2 separate regions of the Homo sapiens genome follow, and region 2 is linked to region 1. Evidence: chromatin contacts called from ENCODE Hi-C data. All regions are on one chromosome and are shown on one strand. The core of a region is the stretch at or near the end of the contact, and the rest is flanking DNA. Distances in the headings are between cores, read along the strand shown. Region 1 holds the start of FGF18 (fibroblast growth factor 18). Region 2 has its middle 120 kb from the start of SMIM23.

The links. Hi-C counts contacts between places; a loop is a spot of excess contacts on that map. Pooled maps may share reads with other maps.
Region 2: a map of ascending aorta shows a loop between it and region 1 (2.4-fold over the local background). The contact joins the enhancer-like site here to the promoter of FGF18 in region 1. A Hi-C loop is called at or near these places in 2 of 168 maps with a recorded cell type or tissue (ascending aorta and endothelial cell of umbilical vein) and 4 of 50 pooled maps.

The regions. Positions count from the first base shown.
Region 1 is chr5:171,418,118-171,422,485 of GRCh38, forward strand. FGF18 (fibroblast growth factor 18) reads left to right here and starts at 1,530. Exons shown (of 5, transcript NM_003862.3): 1 at 1,530-2,114; 2 at 2,290-2,326. The coding sequence starts at 2,083. RefSeq lists silencers at 1,367-1,476, 1,597-1,706, 1,847-1,896, 1,957-2,036.
Region 2 is chr5:171,665,741-171,670,376 of GRCh38, forward strand. No RefSeq gene overlaps it. Among named protein-coding and RNA genes, the nearest start is that of SMIM23, 120 kb to the right of the region's middle. RefSeq lists enhancers at 1,929-2,507, 2,508-3,085. Within about 2 kb of position 2,232, at least 9 of the 41 ENCODE cell types and tissues checked have a DNase peak (open chromatin) inside an H3K27ac peak, as active enhancers do; they include ascending aorta, where a contact is called at or near this core.

The DNA of each region.
Region 1 (4,368 bases), core at 280-2,779:
GGATCGATTCATTTTCTCCAGAACTTGGGAAGTTACGAGTAACTCTGCAAGTCCAGCTCTGGCAATCAGAATGTCTAAGTAAATTCAGCTTAAAAGCTTCATGCAGGAATTTTCCCCCTCAGCACCTGGTTTTGAAAAGGTTTTCTGCACTTGTGTCCGATGTTGAAACAGAGGCTATCTGTTTAAAATAGCCTCAGCTTTGAAAGGGAACTTAAAATAGCTTGCAAGGAGGCCTGATATTTGGAACAATTACTAATGTTTTATAGTCATGGCTTCAGCAAATAGCACTGTTCGACAGTCCTACCTCAGTTTATGCTCCAGTGGACCATCAACCATTGCCAACGCAAGGAGGCTTTAACCAAATAGTCCAGATTCCTGAGTTTTGCTTGAGCCTGTCCTCCAGCGTCTTTCTCACTGTGACCTATTTTCCTTAGCATCAGGCTCAAGCAGAGCTTGGCTGACACCAGCTCTAGACAGTGAGGCAGGTACGTGACAAGAACACCTACGTTTTGGGGTTGGTGGGAAGGACAGGAGTTATGCCTCTGGAAGGGGCAGAGGCGGTAAGAACCAGTGTCCTGAATGGGGCCCTGGTTAAAGGAACGAAGCTGCCTAGTATGCAAACGGAGGCAAGTCTTAGTCCGGTTTTGGGAGGAGGCCGGAAGAGGGCCTCAGCGTGGTCGCTGACCAGAGTCCTGCTGGCTGCTCCCCGGCGTGCAGCCGTCCGTGCTGGGGTTGCAGTGACGTCTCGGGGCCGCTTGGTGGTAGCCGTGTGTTTCCAAAGCTGGCTCGCCTACGGGAGAGTCCAGCTGGGATCCCGTGAACCGACCCCAGAGCCCCGGAGGGGGCGAGGGGTGGGAAGGAGAGATGCCCGGGAGCCCCCTTCGCAGCGGCAGGGACGTAAGAAGAGGACGGGGGCTCACTTAAGTGGGTAGCCAGTCAAGAGGGTGGCTGGGAAACTCCACGATCGCAGGGCGGGTAAAAGCGACCCCCATTCAGTGGAGCCGCCCCGGGGCTGGGTTTGACCCGCCCCTCTCGGCTCTCCACTAGAGCGCTGGTGAGTGAGTGCGAGTAGCGAATGTGGGCAGGTGAGGACGTTCCGTACCTAACTGCGTTCTTGGGGAGCATCGCCTGCCCAATTTGGGCAACGTTTGCGCGGAGGAGCGGTCACTGCGCTCGGGCGCAGAGCTCCGACGGCTTCCAGCGCTCACCAGCTTCAGTCTCGCGGGTCCTGCCCCTTTGGAGCTGCCGGTCCCGTCTCCGAGAGTCTGAGCGCCTCCCCTCCAACCCCGAGCCGCCAGGAGAAGGAGGAGGAGGCAGCGAGAGGCCGCGGCAGGCAGGCGAGCAGGCAGGGCCGCCTTTGATGTGGGCTGGGCGCACCCAGGCGAGCTGAGCGCCCGTCCGGCCGCGCCCCGAGGGGGGAGCCCCCAGGCCCCGCATCCTCATTGTGCCGGCTCGGGCCCGGGCCCGCCCCCGGCCCCCCGCCCCCTCGCCGCCCGCGCGTAGAAAACGCCCCGGCCGCCGCCAGTGGTGGGAGGCGGCGATGCGCACGGCCGGAGAGACGCGGAGGAGGAGACATGAGCCGGCGGGCGCCCAGACGGAGCGGCCGTGACGCTTTCGCGCTGCAGCCGCGCGCCCCGACCCCGGAGCGCTGACCCCTGGCCCCACGCAGCTCCGCGCCCGGGCCGGAGAGCGCAACTCGGCTTCCAGACCCGCCGCGCATGCTGTCCCCGGACTGAGCCGGGCAGCCAGCCTCCCACGGACGCCCGGACGGCCGGCCGGCCAGCAGTGAGCGAGCTTCCCCGCACCGGCCAGGCGCCTCCTGCACAGCGGCTGCCGCCCCGCAGCCCCTGCGCCAGCCCGGAGGGCGCAGCGCTCGGGAGGAGCCGCGCGGGGCGCTGATGCCGCAGGGCGCGCCGCGGAGCGCCCCGGAGCAGCAGAGTCTGCAGCAGCAGCAGCCGGCGAGGAGGGAGCAGCAGCAGCGGCGGCGGCGGCGGCGGCGGCGGCGGAGGCGCCCGGTCCCGGCCGCGCGGAGCGGACATGTGCAGGCTGGGCTAGGAGCCGCCGCCTCCCTCCCGCCCAGCGATGTATTCAGCGCCCTCCGCCTGCACTTGCCTGTAAGCGCCCGCGCGCGGGGCTGCCCACCTTGCCTGGCTGTCTGTCCGTATGCCTGTGCCCTGTACCTCTGTCTGCCCGCCCGTCGGTTCACCTGACTCTTCGACTGCGTGTCTGTCTGTCCGTGCGCCCCCTTCCTCAGGTCCCACTGACCGCTTCTCCATCTGTTTCCCGCAGGTGTTTACACTTCCTGCTGCTGTGCTTCCAGGTACAGGTACGTGGGCTCCTGACTTTGACCTCCTCCCGCCCCTGCCTCGCGGTACACGCCGACCCCCCTTCCCCGGCCGCGCCCCCTCCCTGTGCCCCACCCCTCCTGGGCGCTGAGCCCAGTGCACCTGTTCCCAGGGCGCGGAAGGGCGGCTCCGCGTGCGCCCTGCGCCGGCGGGGAACCGGCCAAGGGCAAGGGGCTCTGCCGCGGGGCCCGAGGAGGCGCTGGCTGTCGCGGCCACTGTCGGCCTCGGCTGGGAGGAGATCCCGCAGAGCCGGCGGGCTCAGCCGCAACAATATACCCAGCTCTAAGACCCCTGCCCGCAGCCAGCGAGGGGTAGGACCTAGGGATTTTCTCTGCCAACCTTCCCTTAACATCGCCGCTTCCAAACAAAAAGACTTTCAGCCGAGTGGATTTCGAGTCCAGGGAGAAAGCTTCAGTTGTAAATTACTCTGTGGTTTTGAAGGCGCTTGCAGCACTGAGACACACACACAGACACACACACATGCCCGGGACGAGGGGAAGCTCGAGGGCGCCTAGGCCGAGTGGCCGCTGCCCGCGAGGCCGCTCCCGGATGGGCCGCGCTCCGCACTCCCTCGCCTAAGGTGGTGCAGCCCTCGTTGGTTCCCCGCCTGCTCCCGGTTCGCTCGCTCTCCGTGAATCAGAAGAGGGCTTGGCGCTCGGCCTGGAAAGCACTTGCTAAAATCTGATCTGTTACTTCAGCAGCTTTCAGACTCGGGAAGGTCTTGGCACGCAGACAGTTGGAACGCTCTGGCTTCCAAAGCCGTAGAAATGAAGGAAAAAGGGTTGGGGGGAGGGAGAGAGAAGAGCGAAAAAGGGAGCCGACTTCAGCCCCGATTAGAACCAGACCAGGGCTGCCTCTGCATGGTGGGGGTCGGGGGGCGGCGGGCAAAGGGAATAGGAAGCGTCAGCTCCCCAAGCCCCCACCCACCTAGTGCTGCAAGGGGCCAGGCCAGGAGGAACTGGACACAGGTCAAAAGAGGGTTGTCTGACCCTTCCCCCTCGGTGGAAGGCAGGTGGCTTTCCGGGATTAGAGAAGATTCTTAGACCTTAGCCTTCTGGATTGTGGAGATCCCCAGAGCTAGCCTTGAGCACAGGAAATTGGTGGTTCTCCCGGTTTTCTGGCTCAAGGAGTGTTGTGTGCCTTGAGCACTGCGCGACTCAACAGCCACTCGCAGTGTTTGGCGGTGGTGGGCCTGCTATCTTCCTTCCACGCCCAGGAGAGGGTTGTTACCCTCCTGATAGGCACTGAGCTGGGGGCATCCATTGGGGCTTGGGGATGGAAGGGTGGACGGACTGATGGGTTCTTTCCTCCTGTTGGCCAGGCTGGGGTCCCCAGTGACTCCTTGAATCAATATAACTGGAGTCAGTAACTTAAGACTGGCTGTTTGCCAAAGCAGATGTGACCTGTGTGGTGATGGGGGTGGGGGTGGGGAACGGCTGGTGTCAAAGAGGGAGGCCAGTGCCAGGCATGGCCTGCCTGGTCTGCAGCTGAGTCCCCAAGCAGAGGGCAGGCCCTGGGGTCACTCCAGGGGGTCTGCTTGTCTGACCTGGGCAAGAGCTCTTTTCCAGAGTGCTGTGCCTGGGGGCAGGAGGGATGAAATGGGCAAGGAGTAGCAGGGAGGCCTGCGGATGTGTGGCTCAAGCCTCTGGATGCCTGCTGCTGTTGGTTCTTCTTGAAGTAGGGCCCAGGAGGGGCTGCTGTGTGGTCTTTGTGTTCTCCGTGGGAGCTGGAGGGAGGGAGTGTGGACTCTGCATCCCACCTCCACCTCCTGGCCAGAGCTAGAGCCAGCATCTTGGGAAAGAGCTGGGTGGTCTGCCCTGGTTAGGTCAAGAGGCAGCCTTCAAGCAGGTGAGGGATCCTCCTCTCCCCACCACCTCCACCTTCCCCCTTGTCCCCACCGGCCTTTCTGCATCCAAAGTGCCATAAGACTGATGTTTTTAACCCATGGTCCATGTACCCTTGGAGTGTCAAAGGATGGGATTGTGGGAGGGGGAGGTCCCTGAAACACTGCACAAAAATGGTG
Region 2 (4,636 bases), core at 982-3,481, 250 kb after region 1:
AGTGCTTGAGGCCGTCCCTGTGTTTGATGATAGGTGCTCATCAGTTCCCCCTTTGCCTGAACCTACGTTTTCTCACTTGGCCCCATGAGCCTTCTAATGAATACAGACACTTCTGGCAAGGTTGCTCCTGACTGTGGGCTATTTCTGCCTTTCTTTTTTCTTTTCCTTTTTTTTTTTTTTTTTTTTTTGAGACAGGGTCTCTGTCTCCCAGGCTGGAGTACAGTGGCACAATCACCTCCCAAGGCTCAGGAGATCCTCCAGCCTCAGCCCCGTGAAGTAGCTGGGACCACATGCATGTGCCACCATGCCCAGCTAATCTTTGCATTTTTAGTAGAGACGGGGTTTCACCATGTTGCCTAGGCTGGTCTTGAACTCCTGAGCTCAAGCAATCCGTTCACCTCAGCCTCCCAAAGTGCTGGGATTATAGGCATGAGCCACCGTGCCCAGCCAAGTGCAGTCTATTTCTTACAACTACAGGACTTGGCACACAGTGGACACTTAATAAAGGTTTGTTGAGTGACTGGATCAATGAGCAGAATACAGTTGGCAACTTCCTGCTCCTGGTGATTGGCACCACTGGACTGACTGGGGTTAGGAAGACTGGTGAAGAATGGGCAGAGAAGACCAAGGACTTCAGACAACTTCCTCATCCCAGACTCCTCTGAAGTTAGACGAGGCCCCCACAGTCCCACCCATCATGGTCACAGTGAGCACCAGCAGAGACAGCTGCTGCGGGATGCTACCGTGGTCATTCCTGGGGGTGGGTCATGGTTGGACTTGCCTTTGTATCACACCTCTTGGCCAGAACCTGGCACAGTGCCTGGCACATAGTAGGTGCTCAATAGAGAGTAATGAGGGCAAGAACCAGTGAGTGATCATCCATGGAATTAGCACCTCTGTGTGCCAAGCATAGCCGTGCCTATGAAGGAGGGAGAAGATCCCATGTTTACCCTTCAGTTGAGGAGAGAAAATTAATAACCCAGTAACTGTAAACTAATAATGAAGGATTAAAGTGCAGTGGCTAATGGCACAATCAGACGCTGATCCATTGCTTCAACAGATATCCTTAGAGAACCTACTTTGTTCTAGGTCTGATGTTGGACACTGGGGATTCAGATATGAGTAAGATACAGTCGGGGTAACTGAGGTCTGAGGGGGAGTGTCACAAAAAATTCACTCCTTCAGAAATATCCACTGAATTCGTACTATGTGTCAGGCGTGATGCCAGGGGCTGGCACGACGTGGTGCCCCACAGAGGCAGGGAGCTGGGTCTCCTGCTGAGGCTACGCCATCCTTTATAGTCTCAGGGACGTCTTTCCCTGTCCAGGCCTCCGTTTGTAGACCTGTCAAGTCAAGTGACAAGATCAAATGGCCAATGGGCTCTTTCACTTCTGACAGCTAAGGCTAACCCTGTAGGTAAAGTCCAGCTGAAACCGAATCCCGCCACTCTTTAATTTCCTCATCTGTGAAATGGCCTTGTCACAAACAGCACCTACTTCACAGGGTGCTTGTGATGATTAAATGAAAGAATAGATGTAAATTACTAAGTATGTGCCTGGCATCCTCTCAATGCTGTCTGTTCAACAAGCTCCTCATTCTTGCTACTGTGATTCTATCTGACACCTGCCGCGTGCCCTTCCTTGTGCCAGACACTAAGCCTGGCTCTGTGGAAAGAGCATAAAAGACCCTCCAGGGTACACCCTCCAGGAGTGCTGCATGGAGTGGGTTGAAGGAGGGAATTCACCCAGGGTGGTAGGGTGGGCCTGGAAGCCTCTGAGCTGAGCCGCTCAGGAGAGAGGAGGAGGGGTCACTGGGGTTGGGGGACAGGATTGGGGATCAGAGGAAGCCTCCCAGCGGGGGAGGGGCAGGGCCTGCGCCCTTCCCCTCCGGGAGCCCCCGGTGGCTAGATCTGGTCTGGGCGCAACCCCTGACTGAGGCTGCGCTGGGAGTGCCGAAAGGTGGCCTTGTGGGTAAGTCCTTCCAGCTGCATCCAGGTAATCCCGGCCTTCGAGCGGGAGAGATGATACCCCCCGAGGGCCGGGCCTGGTCCGGCTCAGGATGCGTGCCCTGTGAAAATGCTCAGCAGCCCTCGCCTTTAGGAGTGCTCAGGTCCAGCATGAATCATTCCTTTTTGAACTTGTCTAAATGTGTTTATAAAATAAAGCTGCGGCCCAGGGCTGCTCCTGGCGGAGCGGGAAGGTAATATGTTTTTAATTGGAGAGATTGGGGGAAGGAGGCAGCGGGCCAGGGTGAGCTCACCCCGCATGAATGCGGCTGGGCGGAGAACAATGTACGTTCACATTCTTTGACTACAACGGGCCTCCGCAGGACCTGGCTCGGTGGGCAATTCTCCGGCCTCGGGGCGGGCGTCCGGGCCCGCGCCGTCTGAGGTTAGCGGGAGCGCGTACCCTGGGAGGTGGCCAGAAGCCCTACATTGAAATATCACAGTGGGTCAGAGCAGGGGTCGCAAACTCCAGTGCACCCAGGAACCGCGCAGTATCTCAAACCCACGGACACCCAGTGTAGACCTGGAGAACTGGAAATGCGTGGCCTCTGCAAAGGGGACAGGCACCAGTGGACTCCACCAGCCCCGTCACCAGATTGAATGTTTCTCAAGAAAAACCAGAAATCATATCTGGATGTAAAAGCTCCTCTTTTTAAACGTTGTCTTTATTTAATTTTATCCTATTTTCTTACTTATTTTTGGTTATGTGGGCCAAATAAAACAGATGCCTAGGCCGTATTTAGCCCTGCAGCTGTCCCCTCTTTTAGATCTTGGGAGTGGACCTCATGCTGTCTTTTACCAGCTACCAGGACTTTAGGCAAGTTACTTCACTTCTCTGAGCTTTGGTCTCTTCAACTAGAAATCTGATAGATTAATGCTACTTTTCCTGACTTTTCAAATGCTTTCTATGTTGAGGATAAAGAGAGGAAAGAAGATAATTGTAATATTCATTGGGCATCTGCTATGTGCCGCGCATGGTGTTAAGCAATTTACGTATTTTGTTGTTGTGATGTTTTGTTTTGTTTTTTAATCATCATTATTCTGTAATCTAGGTATTATTCCCATTTTGCAGATTAAGAAATACAATCTTAAAAAGCTGAAGCTGGAATGTGAACCAGTATTTCCAACTTTAAGCTGAAATCATCTGAATTTAAAGAACACATCGTGGTAAGAATGGGGAAATGGAGTCAAGAGTTAACTGGCTGACTTAATGTCACAAAGCCATGCCCAGTGAAGGCAGTAGCCATTTTGGGTCCTAGCTCAGGAATGATTCAAGTAGCAATAGCGTTTTGCAAAGTAAAACAGGCAGAGCTCTCAAGGTTAAATCAAGGGTATAATGGAGTAGGTACCCCCCTGCACTGCTCCAGTTACAGCCCTTCCAAAGGACGACGTAGCAGTATGTGTTAAAAGATTCATATTCTCTAAAAGATTCATCCACTTTCACCCAGTAATTCCTCCTGAAGGAATCAATCCTAGAGAAATAAAAGAGCTGTGGGCAAGCATTTGTAAAAAAAACTAATGCTCAGAAAATCGAACATTCATTATAAAGGAAGAGTTAAATAAGGTAGGTAATGTCCATACCCAGGAATATTATGTAGCCTTGAAAGAATGTGCAATAACGGGAGGAAATGCTCATGACATAATGTTAAGGAAAAAAAGTAGAATGCAAAATTAGGTAAACATGTGTATGATAATCAAAGAAATGTAAAGAAAGAAGATGGGAAGGAAATTCACCCCAATGTTAATTCTCTACGTGGTGGAATTTTAATTTAATTTTCTTCATCCTTGTTGAAATTTTTTTAGATTTTCTCTAATGAGCATATTACATTTTACAATCTGAAATATATATATTTTCAGGATGTTACAGGCCTCATCTCATCCAGTTTGGGAAGTGGATGGGTCTCAAGCCAAGTATCACATTTATTTAAAAAACAAAAGCCCAGAGAGAAACTCTAGAGAGAAAAATACCACAGTGTAAACTGGTTATTACTGGATGATTGGATTATGGGTGATTTTTTCCTACTTCTTTATATTTCTATGTGTTTTTCAAACTTTCTACATCAAGATTTCTTTGAAATTGGCAAACAAACAGACAAATCATAAAATACTCTCTTGCATTTCCAACTGTTCCAGGCAGGGAGATATTCTTGGCAGTAGAGCTATACCAGAATCCAGGTTTTTCTCACACATTGCTCTATCCTCACTCTGGTCTTTGTACTTGTACCCACCCCCACCCCCGCCACCCAGCTACCATGATGATAGATGCTGAAGGGTTTAATATACTTAAATTGGTTTAAAGCTAAGGAACTGTGAAATTAGGGTTCTTTTGTAGTTTATGGAGGAATGGCTTGGCCCAGACTATTCTTGCAACCTGTTTTTGACCACTTTGCCAAGCTAAAAGTACCTATTGCTTATCCTATTAATTGAGCCAAGGCCGTGTAATCAGGGCCTTGCTGGCCTAGAAGGCACATTTATTTCCCGGACATGGCACTATGATCTGAGCCGCGTGGTCACTTCCTATACCCAACCTTTCACGGAGCTGGTCACTCTTCTGGCTTGGAAAACCATAAGGTCTCCAAGTGACCTTACTAAGAGTCAAGATACCTGGGTCCTTGTGGGGTTTACCACCTG